2 separate regions of the Homo sapiens genome follow, and region 2 is linked to region 1. The links are chromatin loops, found by intact Hi-C in ENCODE. Cell type or tissue: mammary epithelial cell. All regions are shown on one strand.

Region 1 (8,000 bases):
CTCCAGCGACGTTCAGCGAGCCCTGGCTAGGGGCCAGGTACTGTGCTGGGACAGGCACTGGTGCCACAGCAGCGAGGAAAACAGACAAAAATCCCTGCCCTTCTGGATATGGATATTTGGGGCCCTGTGAAAGACCAAGCAAAGATGCACTGATTTTTCTTCTATGCCAAAAGAAAGCCTGAATGTATTCATTCAAACCCACGTTTCCATCTTTTGAGTACTTTCTACATGCCAAGCCCTGTGCTGGACCCGAGTCTAGCCCCTCTTCTCTGGAGCAGCTCTTGCCTCTTGGCAACACCGCATGTATAGAAAATGGTAGCATCTAGACAGTGTCCTGGGCTTAGGCAGCCAGGCTCTGGGGAGTCCGTTATGAGGCTTGGTGAAAAGCTTCATGGCATTTAAAGTACTGTGTAATGATAATAAAGACAAAATACAAAGGATTACGGGGTATATTTAATACTGAGTTTTGTTTAAAGCTTCCAAATAAAATCTTCTTACCTTAAAAAAAGAACTTGAACTTGCTTCCATATAGGTTCCTAGCTTATGCCAGATTTTATGCTTGACATGATAGCACACAATTTCTCAGCAAGAATTTTGTTAGGGATATCTGGAAATTACTAATTGCCACTCTTTATGAGAAATTTTGAATAAATAAGGAATATATTTTTTAAAATCATTTTTAAAACAATATTCAAAAAAGGAACATAAAAGAACAGGTGAAAATTATATTGAAAGAATCCAAAGATTCTTTTAACAACATAAAATATTGTAATTTCTTACGATTGTATGCAAGAATTCCAAACTGAACTTTTCCATACCACGTACTTCGAAATAACAGTGATGCTCTAATTTGGAGAACAGACATGAACTGTGAGTGCGGTGACTCTGAAGCCAGCTTGGATGATGCTAAAAGGACACATCAGCTGCAAATCAACACCAGCTGGGCTCTGGGCCATCTGGACCCTGCCCACCTGCAGCCTCCACCCAGCCTCCTGCCTCCACCTCCCTCCAGCTACACCTGGGGTGGCACATCATTCACCTTCAGCACCTGAGACACGAGCTCCCTCAGCGCCCCCAGGGGCCCTTGTCCATGAGAGCAGAGGTGTGCTTGCTGTGGGATGTGGACGAAGATGCTGAGATGCTGGAGGATCTCCTGGTTGAACCTGGAGCATCAGGCAGAGCAGAGTTTGTGCCGGTTGTGTGGGGAGTATGGGGCAGCCATTCACCTCACCCAGCTTGGGCCATCCTCCGAGGGTCCCTAGAGGAGGCTCCAGGCAGGGGATGGCTGGAACTGGAGCCCTGCAGACTTGGGTCTCTGACCACCCTAATCCCTGAGCACCATGTTATGCACTGGTAGCTCACCTGTAGGGCTAGAGCAGTGGTTCTTGAAGTGGGGTCCCCGGGCCTGCAGCATCAGCAGCATCGGGGAACTTGTTAGAAATGCATATTCTTGAACAAAAAACCAAACACCGCATATTCTCACTCATAGGTGGGAATTGAACAATGAGAACACATGGACACAGGAAGGGGAACATCACACTCTGGGGACTGTTGTGGGGTGGGGGGAGGGGGGAGGGATAGCATTGGGAGATATACCTAATGCTAGATGACGAGCTAGTGGGTGCAGCGCACCAGCATGGCACATGTATACATATGTAACTAACCTGCACATTGTGCACATGTACCCTAAAACTTAAAGTATAATAATAATTAAAAAAAAGAAAGAAAAAAAAGAAATGCACATTCTTTCCCCCCATCCCTCTGCACTCTGCGTTTTAACAAGTCCTCCAGGTGATTCGGGTGCATGTTCAAGTTCAAGAAGCCCAGGTCCAGAATTGCTTCTTGTGTCTTACCAGCCTTCTTCTCAGCTATCTCGATCTGTTGGAGGTCCCCCTCTGCCAGGGAACAGTAAGACCCTGCGAACAAAACTTCGCTATTGCATCACCTGGAGAGAAATGCAGATTCTTGGGCCCCACTCCAGACCCATGGGGGATGATTCAAAGGTAAAGTTTGAGAATGAGGGACAATCTTGTTAAAACGAGTTGCTGGTTTGAGAACCTGCAATTCTTTGTCTTTTCTCTTTTCTTTTCTTTTCTTTCTTTCTTTCTTTCTTTCTGTCTTTCTTTCTTTTTTTTCTTTTCTTCTTCTTTTTTTTTTTTTTTTTTTTGAGACAGGGCCTCATTCTGTCAGTCCAGGCTGGAGGACAGTGGCACAATCTCGGCTCACTGCAACCTCTGCCCCCGGGGCTTAAACGATTCTTCCACCTCAGCCTCCTGAGTAGCTGGGACTACAGGTGCTCATCACTACACCTGGCTAATTTTTGTATTTTTTTGTATTTTTTTTTTTTTTAGAGACAGGGTTTTGCTGTGTTGCCCAGGCTGGTCTCCAACTCCTTGACTCAAGAGATCCGCCCACCTCCACCTCCCAAAATGCTGGGATTACAGCTGTAAGCCACTGTGCCCGGCCAAGAACCTGCATTTCAAACATGCTCCCAGGAGAGGCTGATGCTATGGGCTTTGGCCACACTTTGAGTAGCAAGGTCCAAAGCCCCTAGAACAGGGCTGGTGAGTGGAGGAGGAAAGAAGCTCTCAGTAGGATTTCTCCTGCCTCACCCTCAAGCTCAAGTCCTGGAAACTTCTGGGAAGTGAACTGTAGTTGGAATCTCTGTTTCTCCACTGAGGGGCTGTGTGACCTTAGGCAGGAGACTTCACCTCTCTGGTCCTCAGTATCTTCAGCTATAAAGTGGGTCTCCTGAGAGTGACTCCTCCTAGTGCTGCTAGGAAGGGATGGAAGCAAATGAGCCATCAGGCACAGGGTGCAGGCGGGGGTTCCCCTCCTCACATGCTCTCCTGTGGACTAGTGATGCTGGTGGGTGGCCGAGGACGCATCACAGAGACCCCTCTGGAGTGGGTAACTGGAGAGGACCCAGACAAAGCCCTGGGCGAGCGCCCTGCACAGAGACCCTGCATGGAGGGGGAAGGAGGCCCTCCATTGATTGGGACATGCTCATCTTGACCATCCGTTGACCACCCCCAGCCTCAGGAATGCAGATCCCTGTGAACTGTCCGGAGACCACACCCCAGTGCTCCAACGAGTCTTGGATGTGCGGGTGGAGGGCGAACCCCCTCTTAAAGCTGGGGCCTACGGAGCAGTTGCTGAGATGAAATTCAGGCCTGGCCCCATTTAAATCCAGCCCCCACCTCCCCCTCCTTCCCAATTCGGCCTCCTCATCCTGCCCAACCTGCTTCACACCCCGACTCAGCCAGCAAACAGAGGTCTCCCTTTCCTTCCTCCAAAAGGGAAGGGGCTCCCCCAGGGCCTCCGCTGGAGTGGTTCTGGGTCTCCAAAGTCGGAAGTGCAATCGTGACCAACTCTCAGCTGCACCCTCTGCTGCCTGCAGCGGGTGTTTCACTTGCTCAGCAGGAATCCTGCCCCTGGTGACACCTCCACCCCAGGAGGCCAGCAAGCCCCTCAGGGAGCAAAACCAGTTGCTCTGGGAGACCTGGGCCTTCCCCACCGCCTCCCCCTGTCCACAGAGAGGGGCGGACATGCGGCACCAAAAACCGTGTTTCTGACTCTGGCATCAAAGGTCATCCCTTGTTTCTTCCTCAAGCGACGTTCAGTGAGCCCTGGCTAGGGGCCAGGTACTGTGCTGGGACAGGCACCGGTGCCACAGCAGCAAGGAAAACAGACAAAAATCCCTGCCCTTCTGGATATTACATCCCGGCAGAGAGACAGAGACAGCGTTCCAGTTACTTAATAAGTAAATAAAAATACAGTGTGTCTGGTGACAAGTTTGTTGGAAACAAAGCCTGATAAAGTCACGGGGGCCCGGTGCTATTCTAAAGAGGGAGTCCAGGCAGGCCTCAATGAGAAGGGGACATTTGAGTCACGACATTAAAAAGGCAACGCCTGAGCCAGGCAGGTATCTGGGGAAGGGCTCATCCGGGAGAAGGAACAGCCAGTGCAAAGCTGCTGAGGGCTTAAGAAACAGCAAGACCGCCAGCGTGGCCACAGCGAAGTGCCGGAGGGAGGGGAGGAGGGGAAGTCAGAGGCTCTCGTCACCTGCGGTTCTCAGGGGACATCTGGCGACATCTGGAGACATTTTTCCATTGTCATAATTTGGGGAGTACTACTTGCCATCGAGTGGGTGGGGGCCAGGGATACTGCTAAACACCCTGCAATGCCCAGGGCAGCCCCTGCTCAGAGAACGGCCCAGCCCAATGTCAAAAGTGCAGTAGTTGAGAAATTCTGCTCTAGGGCTTGGCTCTGCTCCGCTTATAAGTCACTGCGATGACCTTGCTGTCACCCTGAGAGGGGAGGAATCCATTGCAGGGGCTGGAGCATTAAGATCACACTTTGGTTGCAGCAGCACCCCCTGGCTGCCAAGTTGAGAATGGGCAGCCCAGAGGCCAGGAGGGCAGCAGGGAGCCCAGGGAGGAGGCCGATGGAACGCCCAGGTGAGAGGGTGGTGGCCCAGGAGAGGTGATAAAGGATCAGAGTCCCCACCTGTGATTTCATCTTCACCCAGTAATTCCAACCTGGGGCGCCAGCCTAAAGAAATAGGCACATACTGAAAAAAAAAAAAAAGGTTCACAAAGGAGGCTAGTATTATGATTGAAAGACAAAATTGGGAGTAACATCTCCATTCATTCAACAATAGGGGCCCAGACAGGCACAGCTGGGGTGGGAACTCTGAAAAGGTAGCCTGCTCTCCAAGGTGCCTCCTTGCCTGGAGAGGGGCTCCATCACTGTGTGTCACCTGGGCCATCAGGGAGATCATGGCCAGCACCTCCATGGGCTCCCACACACCCCCTCTGGAGGAGCTTGGGGGATGAACCTGTGGCTGGAACCCGTGGCTGGAAGGATGTGTGGAAAATGAAGACAGAGCTGGTTGAAGGATTTTCTTCTTTGTTTTGATATTTATTCAAGTAATAAAATCCAGGCAATGAGTACTCAGACAAAAGAGAACAGCCACACTCACCAGGCCCACCAGAGGCATGAGGGAGGCAGGAAGAGCCTGGAGGTCTGGAGAGGGGCAGGCCCACCTCTGGGGCGCGACAGGGGCTGGCCTGAGCCTGAAACCAGTGGGGTGGGGGTTTGGGATGGGGTCAGCACACAGCATCGCACCCTCTGAAGACCTGTCCCTGAGATTCCAGGGCCGCTCCTCCGCTTCGCTTCCCACTCATCATCCATGCCTCCCCCCACCCCCCACTCTCACCACCTTCTAGACCAAGTAGTGTAATTAAAGTCAGCAATTTTGTTGGGCTCAACCTGAACATGTGGGTACACGGGCTCCCGATTTGGCCTGCCTCCGAGCGGCGGGAGGTGTTTCCAATAAACTTGGGCGTTTTTAATGAGTCCTTTACAACTGCTAAATAATTAAGCCAAAGATTGACAAGAGCAACTGGTAGCCCCAAATCTTGGCAGCAAATAAGAGGAGCAGGGTCCCACCCTGCCATCCCCTCCAGCGGGCCTGTAAATTACGCCGCAAAGCACAAGTACAGCTGTCAGAGCACGGCAGCTTGAGCAGCTTAGGAAACTAACAAGCACCTATAGGTCTCACAGTTACCTGGGAGGCCTTATTTTATTTTTTCCAGGTTTGATGGGGATCTGCATTGAGGATGGCGTCTATGCCACTCGTACGGCGGAGACCCAGAGTTCCGCAGATGTGTGTGGTCAAGCCTGCCCAGCAGCGTGGCCAGAGACAGAGCAGATAAAATATAAGATGTCCAGGTCAATTTGAACTGCAGATAAACAATGAGTAACTCTTCTTCTCAGCACAAGCAAGTCAGGGCATACTTACAGTAAAAAAAGTTATTCATTGTTTATCTAAACACCCAATTTAACTGGCTATTCTGTATTTGATCTGGTGATTCCTTTCCACATGGAAGGCCTGTTTGAAAAAATATTTACCTGGAGAGAAATCCAAAACATGGTCACTGCTTTCTCACTGGGCCCTTCCACGGCGTATATCTTTGGTGGGTGCTGACACAGTGAGCTTGCAGCAGGCAATATCCACAGCAGCTGAGATGGGGCTTCATGGCCCGGGTCGGAGCCCTGACTCAGCCACTTGCTTACCTGTGTGATCTTGGGCAGCTTTTTAACCTCTGGGAGCCTCGGTTTCTCCCTGTGCAAAACAGGCATGATAATAGGAATACAGTGGTCCCCCATTGGCAGTTTCGTTTTCCTAGGTTTCTGCTACCTGCAGTCAACTGCGGTCCAAAAATATTCTGAAACTAGAAAATTCCAGAAAGAAACAATTTGTACGTTTTAAATCGTATACTGTTCCGAGTAGTGTGATGAAATCCTGAGCCATCCTGCTCTGTCCCACCGGGATGTGAGTACTCCCTTGGTCCAGGGTGTCCACATTGGCCACACTATCTGCCCTTTACTGTACAGGAAAAAACGTACATAGGGTTTGGTACTATCTGTGACTTTAGGCATCCACTGGGGGGTCTTGGAAAGCATCCCCCACAGATAAGGGAGGAAGACTGCCTTTCATAACATTGTTTTGATGGTGTCCGAACATACTTCATATTAAGCACTTAGTACAAAGCCTGGCACTTAGTAAGCCCTTGAACACATGTTAGCTGGAGTCATTTTGTGTTTTAAACTTCATTCCTACGGAATCCATATCCCAAACTTCTGATGGCCTTTCCATTAAAAGGACAAGATCAGAATGCCTGTGTTGGAACAAAACATGGCCCCTTATCCAGGCATGGTGGTACACACCTGCAGTCCCAGTTACTCAAGAGGCTGAGGTGGGAGGATAGCTTGAGCCTAGGAGTTAGAGGCTGCTGTGAGCAGTGATCACTGGTACTCCAGCCTGCATGACAGAGCAAGATTTTATCTCTTAAAATAAATAAAATGAAAAAAGAAAACATGGCCCCAAGGCTAATGTTTTGGGCTGGACCCCAAAAAACTAGGACCTTCTGCTTTCAAAGTCAGTCTGGTTGCCTTCGAGTGTTTATGGGGTCCAACCAGGACAAAACCATGACACACTTTGCACAGTTCCCCAGTAGCAACACAGGGACTGTGCTGGGGCCACCTGGTTAGAGGCACTGTTCCTGAATTTGAGAACCAGTTGAAAGGTAATCCTGACTGACTCCCCAGTCCCACATCTAACTGCTGGGCTCACTGCTATGGAGATCATACCAGGACATGGTGACTGATTGTGTTGGAAACTATTTGAGTCACTTGCCTTTCCAATTCCTGCACAGCTCTGAGCACCGGGCCAGGTTCAAAGTACAATCATGCATTGCCTAACGATGCAGATGCATTCTGAAAACAGAATCCTTAGGTGATTTTGTCGCTCTGTGAACTCTGTAGCATGTACTCACATGAACTTAAATGGTATATAGAAGGTATAGCTTACCACACACCTAGGCTACCTGGTACGGCCTACTGCTCCCAGGACACAAACCTGTACAGAATGTTACTATACTGAACACTGTAGACAACTGTAACACAATGGTGAGTACTTGTGTACTGAAACATAACTAAACATAGAAAATGGAATGCATTGCACTATGACATCATGGCAGCTACACTGTCACTAGGCAATAGGAAATTTTCAGCTCCATTATAATCTTATGGGACTCCATCTTATACAGTATATGCAGCCCATCATATATGTAATCTGTCATTGACTGAAACATCTTTATGTGACACATGATTGCAGAATCAGGAATCTGCTCTCCAGGAGCTGAAACTGTGGAAGAAGAGATGAGCTATGAGGGCAAATAAGGCTAAATCAGGCCAGGGAAGGAGCTACTCTTCACCGAACAACTATTATTTGTTGAGTGTCATTTGCATATGGCATGCCATTTAATGCAATTTGGAGGACAGCCCTGAGAGGCTGTGTACAGAGGGAACTCCCAAGACTCAATAGGACGAAGAAGGTGCCCCCAGTGTCAACTGGAAGGCAGGGGACTGAAACTCAAACCTGGACTTGAGGCAGCTTGAGGGATTGAGGCAATATTTAGGTTTAGAAATGG
Region 2 (8,000 bases), 63 kb before region 1:
ACCTCAAACTGTGTCAAACTCAGCCAAAAAAATGTTATGAGCTTGGTTTGTTGTTTCCTCCCACCCTCTCTGCCTCCTTCCCTTCCCTAAAATACAGGATGGGTAGGAAAGAATCTTGCTTTGCAAGAAATAACAAACACAATCACGATGTTTATGAAGACTTGACGTGTGCTAAGTGGTTTACACTGTCAGAAAGGAATTATGAAATAGACAGAAAAAGATTACTAAATCTCTAACATTCTCTTTAGTTATCTGATTCTATAAGAGCCGTTGCTTTTCATTGTCTTTATTGATAGTAATACAGATGCTTTCTTTTTTTTCTTTTCTTTCTTTCTTTTTTTTTTTTTTTTTTTGAGATAGTCTCATCCTGTTGCCCAGGCTGGAGTGTAGTGTTGCAATCTCAGCTCACTGCAACCTCCACCTCCCAGGTTCAAACAATTCTCCTGCCTCAGCCTCCCAAGTAGCTGGGATTACAGGTGTGCACCATCGTGCCTGGCTAATTCTTGTATTCTTAGTAAAGGCAGGGTTTCACCATGACGGCCAGGCTGGTGTCGAACTCCTGACCTCAGGTGATTGACCCGCCTCAGCCTCCCAAAGTGCTGGGATTCCAGGCCTGAGCCACCGCGCCGGCCAGATGATTTCATCTGTAGAAATGCAAATGTTTTGTCCCTGGAAACACTATTTTTGCTCTGTGACTATTAACTAGTTCTGCATCTATTGGTAAATTCATTTCAGCATTTCTGATTGCCTATCTATGTGTGTGTTTGAATTATCCTTTGAACTATTTGTAACATCTTACTGAGTGCCTGGTTAATTTTAAGAGTTAAGTAAAAATCTTTGTTTTAGATTTATAGAAGAGTCATGATTTTGTCTTTAAAAATATGCTTTAATAACATGCATAATCTTATTTCCAACCCTGTGAGGTGGCTATCATTACCATCATCCCCATTTTACAGACTTACAGAGGAAAATCGAGGCCTAGGTGTCATGAAATTTGCCCAAGGCCGTCCACAGGTCATTGCTTGAGCCAAGCTTTGCACCCAGGCAATTTGAACCCAGAGCTGAATCTGTTCACCACTATACCACGTGGTTCCTGTTGTGTAGCCTTTCATCACTGTATGGTGTGACAGGCTCACCCCCAACTGGGCTGCTGCATTTCAAGTTGGTGACCTTGATGTTGGCCCTTCAGGATTCCCCAGTGTTCAGTGCCTTTGTAGTTGTCCAGTGTGGCCAGCTCCACTGGGAACCCCACGGAGAAGGCGTGAGGCCTTTTCCTCCACTGTGTTCTTCTCTGAATGCCTACTGCAGAGCTCTGACCTGTGTGGGTGCAGCCAGGTTCTTACTGATGGGGAATGGGAAGCCAATTGATAGAGGCCTTAAAACCTCCAGCTTGGCCACATGCTGGGGCTCATGCCTGTAATCCCAACACTTTGGGAGGCCAAGGCAGGAGGATCACTTGAGCCTAGGAGTTTGAGACCAGCCCGGGCAACTTGGCAAAACCCTGTCTCTACAAAAAACACAAAAATTAGCTGGGAGTGGTGGTGTGCACCTGTAGTCCCAGCTACTTGGGGGGCTGAGGGGGTGGATTGTTGGAGCCCAGGAGGTCGAATCTGCAGTGAGCCATGATTGCACCAGTGCACGTCAGCCTGGGCAACAGAGCGAGACCCCTGTCTCCCACCAAAAAACCCACCTCCAGCTCAGAGTCTGTACTTGTTCCTCAATGACACTGAGGTCTACTGCTTTTATTTGTTTAACAGAATAAATGCAAAGCAATAGTATGATTGCTATCACAAGAATGTCAAATTCTTTAAGGTAGCAAAGAACAACTATAACCTGAGAATGTTACTAGCTGATAGATGGATTGGCTTTTAAAAACACCCAGAAACTATTGAACCACAGATATTATCTGAAGGGAGAATGAACAAATTAATGTTTCATTTAGTTGCTGTTCCTGTATGAAATTCTAACCACAGCTCAATGGAGTCAGAACCCCAATATTGCTGTGGTGTGTTTTGTGAGCAGTATTTGTATTTGCATGCTGTGGTATTGCCAGCTAACAGTTACTAAGCACTTTGCATCCAGATCCTTTGTAAATATTTTATATACATGTTCTCATTTAATCTTTAAGTGACTCTATGGTGTAAGTTCTATTATTAGCTTTGTTTTATGGATGAAGTGACTGAGGTCCAGAGACATAGCCACTTGCCAAAGGCCCCAAATCTGCTAAGTGGAGCTGCCAATCAAACTCCCCTGCACATACATAATTCACACTCATTCTAGAAGAAGAGGAAAGCTCAGAGAGGGAGTCAAAACTCCATTTCTAGTATTTCCTTCCAACAGGGAACCCTGTCCTCCCTCTGAAGGTAGCACTCTCACTTTAATTTCTAAAATAACTTTTGTTTCCCAGCTTCCTGATGGAGTAGCCAACCTTGCAGATGGCCCTCGATGATCGGCAGTACCTGGTCTTCATGTGCTTGTGTTGTTCCTCAATATTGTCCCTCAAATGTTGAATCAGGACTACAGTGGAAATTATAATGTGACTTCTGAGGCCAGGTCATAAAAGGCATTGCTGCTTCTGCCCTGGCCTCTTGGATTGCTTGCTCTGTGAGAAGCTAGCTGCCATGTTGTGAGGACACTCAAGCAGCTCTGTGGAGAGGCCCATATGGAGAGGAACTGAAGGCTGGGCAACAGCCACACCAACTGGCCAGCCAAGGAAATGAACTATCTTGGAAGTGGGTCCCTAGCTCCAGCCAGATGCATGTAGCCCAGCTAAAAACTGAATGCACCCTTAGAGCTCCCAAAACAGAACATTCCATCCAAGGTGCTCTCAAATTCTTGAACCAGAGAAACTAGAAGAGATAACAATTATTTTTCTTTTAAGTTCCTAAGTGTTGGGGTAACTTGTTATGCAGCAAAGCATAACTAATAAATATTTAGTTCCTAGAAGCAAGATGCTGCTGTAACAAAAATCTAAAAATATGAGAGTGGTTTTGGGACCAAGAGTGGGAAAAAGTTGTAGAGACCATGAAGAGAGTGTGAGGGAAAGCCTAAATGGTCTTAAAGAGACTGTTTTCAGAAATATGATGGCCTTCAAGGAGGCTATTGGTAAGATCTTGAAGAAAATTGAGGAACATGTTACTGGAAGCTGGAAGAAAGGGGATTCTTACCCATGGAACAGCAGAACATCTAGCACATTTTGTTAACATGGAAAATAGAAAATGTACCTACTGAACTGGGTGATCCAGCTAAAAAGATTTCCAGGCAGAGTGGTATAGGTGCCACCTTGATTTTCGTTGCTACTTTGAGTAAAAATCAGAGGAAAGATAAGCTAAAGAAGAAAAAAACCTATTTATTACAAAAGAGGCAGAAACTGCAGGGTTTGAAAATGCCCAGTCTGTCAAGGTAACAGACAATGTGAAAATTTTAAAAACATTTTGAGACAAAGATAAAATCCAAAGTACAGCCAGAAAAACAGAGCGTAAAGATGAAACTAAGGTGTGGCTGCAAGGTTTTCTTGTTTAGACCTCAGAACTATGCAAGGTGTAGTCTTTCAGCCACTTCATAGCATCCTAAAGTAGAAAAGAGATTTGCGGGTGTAGCTTTTGTCTAACAGAGTGAATGTCAATAAGATTCATAGGACACTTGCAAAAATTTTAAGAGAATTTCACTAGCAAAAACATTGCCAGCTTTGACTGAATAGAAAAGAAACACTACAAGATGAACTGAAGACTTCTATTGGCAAATAAACTACTCAACTGCAAAAACACGTTTACTTTTATGAAAAAGAAAAGATAATTCAGGGATTAGAAGCAAGAACCCAGAAGACAGAGCCAAGAGCTGTAAAGAATCATTTTCAGCAGTAACAGGACTGAGTCCTGGCCAAGGAACTTGCATAATGTTCCTGGCTAGACTTCAAAATTTATCAATAATAGACAATCAGTGTACCTAGTAACTACCTGAAGCACACAGAGAAATCAAAAAGGATTCATTAGAGAAGGAAAACTTGCCAAGCAGGTAGGAATCTGATTTACAATTGCTTTTTTTAAAAAAAGACACCTATGGTGGAGCTTTCTTGACTAATTTTCTTCCTTGCATTATTCTTGATACACAGAGAAGCCAAACCAGTGATTCATCCATGACTCAGTCATAAATAAAGTGGCAAGTGGGATGCTGACTGACTTTGGCACCTGAATTCTAAGGTGCTACAGAAGTGTGGATTTTTATCAACAAACTAACACAGAGTTGAGGTTTTCAACTCCACTACTATGAGCCCTGGGACTTCCAAAGAGATGTCTCTCGGTCTTTCTTGGGGAGGAGTAAAGGTGAGGGTTGCTTTCTCCTTCAATTCAGCTTGAAACAACTCTGCTTTTTGTTCAAAAATTTATACACACATATGTGTAGTCTTTGTACATGAAAATGTAAAGAAGAAAATAAAATTGGTACAGATTAAGCCCAAGACAACTCCTACTTTCATTAATATAATTGCACGAGGTTAGCATGGTAGGTGTTCTGATGAATATGCTCCACCTCCATTCCACCCTCCCTCTAGCATCCCTGCTTGTAAGGCAGAGGCTATAAAGATGAAAATCATATTTCCTGGACTCTTTTGCAGCTAGATTTCTGGATGTGAATTAGATTCTGCTAAATGGATGTACCTGTGTGGAATTTGGAAGGTGAGGCAGGTGCCATTGTCCTGCCCCTTTTGGATGTGAGAGATGGGGTTTACTGCAGCTGCAACCCCCTGTGCATTTTCCAGCTTGTTCATTGTTGAGAAGCAGGTACGGTCATGTGCTCTCGAACTCTGTGGTTCTATTGGCAACCTCAGAGTTTGTAGCCCCATGCAAGGCCAGTTCTGCATGCTATGGGAGTCTTTCTTGGAAGAACACATTGGATTCCAGTCCCCAAAGCTCCCAGTGGTCTTGCAAGCACCGTGTTTCTTACATTAAACCCTGGAATGTTTTCTATTTCTTGCTTTGAAACTTGACTGATATGATTAAATAATTAAACATTACAGAAATAAACAAAAAGTAAAAGCTTCCCTCCCTATCCCAATTCCAATTTTTCTTTGTAACATATTTATTATTTCAGAAAACTTTTCTTTGAAAACCTCTTTATAGATAAGTGCATATATTGTTAAAATATGTTGTTATATATGTAAAATACATATATGTATTATATTATGTAATATTACTCAAAAAAGTCATAATATAGCTATGGTCTTGCATATTGATTTTTTAAATTACAAATCTTTTTGAACCTCAATGAGAACCCCTCACCAGAATGACTAAAAAAAGAAAAAACCTGACACTAGTAAGTGTTGACAAGGACCGGGAGCAATAAGAACTCTCATACATTGCTGGTGTGAGAATTGTAAATTAGTTGGACCACTTTGTAAAACTGATTGGCAGTTTTCATTAAAGTTAAATATACACCTATCCACTGCCTCAGCAGCTTGTCCACAAAAAGACTCATACAAGAATGTTCAGAGCAGCTTTACTATATTAGTCAAAAAGTAGAAACAACCCAAATGTCCCATATGTAAATGAATAACAAATTGTGTTATAACCTATAATAGAATGTTACATAGCAATGAAAAGGAACAAAGCACTCATGTATACATAACATGGATGAATTTCAAGAACATTATGCTAAGTGAAAGAAGCCAAGTATAAGAGAACGCACACCATGTGATTCCTTTTCTGTGAAGTTCAAGAACAGGCAGAACTACTCAACAGCCCCCAAAGTCAGAAGAATGGTTCCTTTGTGTGGGGAGAGGGCGTGACTGATTCTAAAGAGCACAGGGAGCCCTCTCAAGTGACGGGAATGTTCCATCTCGATCTTGATGGTTACACGGGTGTAGACACATGGAAAAATTACTCAAGCTGTGTACTTAAGACTAGCACACTTTCCTAACTAAAAGGTTATCTTTTTGTATCAGCACATTTACATCTGATTCCTTCTGTCGACTATCTGCAGAGATTTCTAGTGCACAAAGTTCCATGTTTTAACCACTGCCCTGTGTATGGACTTAATAGGTCGTCTTCAGCATTTTTGCCATCGCAGATGATGCTATGATGAGCATCCCTGGACATACCTCTTGTGATTCCACCGCAAGTATCCGTAGGGTAAATTCCTAGAAGAGAAATTGGTGGGTCAGAGGGAATGTGGCTCTTGATGTTTCACAGACATTGCCCAATTGCTCTCCAAAAATCTTGCAGCAAACATGCACTCCCGTGAACACCACAGTCATGAGAGTGCTGGTTTTTCCCACACTCTCCCCAGCACTGGAGATTATCAACTTTCACAATGTTTGCCGATCTGATAAGTAAAAGAAAATTATCTTTTTTTTTTTTTTTAATTAGAAGCTGCTCTATCTTTATCCATTTCTCATATTGGGTTTCTGCATCTGATTTTGTTTTTTTAAAAGGAACAAATTTGTTTTATTCGTTGCTAAATAAAACAAATTAAAATTTAAGACTAGAATAAAGGAAAGATCACATTTCTTGAGATTTAACAGCCAAAGGAAGAACAGAATTTCTCTCCGGTGGGTCGTTTCTGTAACACTGAGGCTGGGAGACCCCGTGGACGCCCAACTCACAGCTCATGGGGCCAATTCTGGCTTTGGGCACGATGTTTCAACTTTCTGTGCCTCAGTTTCTTCACCCGTGAAGCGGAGGGAATAACAGTGTTATTATTGCTGTGACAGTCGTTTGAGCTGTGACTCATGCAGGGCTCAGACCGCGCCTGGTCTTATCTCTGCTTCTGCCATTGCCGACATCAGCGTGAGTTGTTATAGAGGCTTCCCCTGTGGGCTTGAGTTTCTGTTTTTCTAAAATGAGGCTGCGGAGTGAGATCCCTTCCAGCTCTCCCGCTCTCCTGATTTCCTGTCCCGTGGCCCCGTGAAGACGTTGCTTCCCTGCCCTGGGCACTATGTCCCAGCTTCCTGAGGTCACCCAGACACCAACGTACCACCCAGGCTGTGCTGCCTCCGCCTTCTCCTAAAGGCGGCCACACTCAGTTGCCTGGCCACAAAGCGATGAAGCTTTTTCCAGAACCTCGGGATCCCTGGAGAGAGCATTTCCCTTGGCTTCAGCTGCAGCCCCTCTTTCTAGATGGAGTGAGCTCCATCGCGGGGGTCCCCCAGGGGGACAGATACCTTCCTGTTCCCTCTGCCCAAGGGCCCACGCTCAGAGCACTGCCTCCCACACTGTCCCTCTGCAGATCAACCGAGGCTTTGACTCCAACAGAGAGTGGATTCTAATTTAGTCTTGGCTGGGACCCCTTTCCCGCAAAAAGATATCTGACCTGATGTCTTGCCAAGTCTCTACCCTCCTCGGCTTACATCATGGAAACTGTCTCTTTTACTTCATGGAATTCAAGAACACTTTCTTCCTTCTGGGTCTGAATCTGAAGCCAGTCACGAAGGGAAGGCACTAATTTCTCTAATTGAAAAATCCTCTCCTCCAGATTGTAATGGCCCCGGACAAAAGGATCAGATCATTTGAAAGACAAATACTCTCTAAGTAAGTTTCCACATTGTTAATATTTCTTGCCTCTCTGGCCCCCACTTTCCTATTTCAAGGCCTCTCTCTAGTCCTGGTTGTGTTCGCTGGAGCCCAGAACCTAACCTGGCTTTTTTTCCCATTAAATAATCAATTATAGACTCACATCAGGCTGGGCACAGTGGCTCACACCTATAATCCCAGCACTTTGGGAGGCTGATGTGGGGCGGATCACCTGAGGTCAGCAGTTCGAGACAAGCCTGGCCAACATAAGGAAACCTCGTCTCTAACTAAAAATACAAAAATTATCCTGACATGGTCGTGGGCACCTGTAATCACACCTACTAGGGAGGCTGAGGCTGGAGAACAGCTTGATCCCGGGAGGTGGAGGTTGTAGTGAGCCGAGATTGCACCACTGTACTCTAGCCTGGGCGACAGAGCAAGACTCTGTCTCAAAGATAAAAAAAAAAAGACTCACATCAAAGCGAGGTTGATGAG

What was found. Hi-C counts contacts between places; a loop is a spot of excess contacts. Peaks named below come from ENCODE experiments on the same cell type or tissue, not always from the same donor. Only the 100,000 strongest peaks of a DNase experiment are listed, where the experiment ranks them.
Region 2: a loop joins it to region 1, with 2.3 times the contacts of the local background. A loop is called at or near these places in 2 of 110 quality-filtered maps.

The regions. Positions count from the first base shown.
Region 1 is chr20:57,044,075-57,052,074 of GRCh38, forward strand. No RefSeq gene overlaps it. Among named protein-coding and RNA genes, the nearest start is that of BMP7-AS1, 170 kb to the right of the region's middle. RefSeq lists an enhancer at 645-1,146. In mammary epithelial cell, CTCF peaks have their summits at 3,392 (motif pointing left) and 4,381; no DNase peak of the experiment used is centred here.
Region 2 is chr20:56,981,349-56,989,348 of GRCh38, forward strand. It overlaps LOC105372683 (a long non-coding RNA gene), which reads left to right. Exons shown (of 4, transcript XR_936898.3): 3 at 2,408-4,014; 4 at 4,112-4,456. Among named protein-coding and RNA genes, the nearest start is that of BMP7-AS1, 230 kb to the right of the region's middle. In mammary epithelial cell, no CTCF peak of the experiment used is centred here; a DNase peak (open chromatin) is centred at 4,133.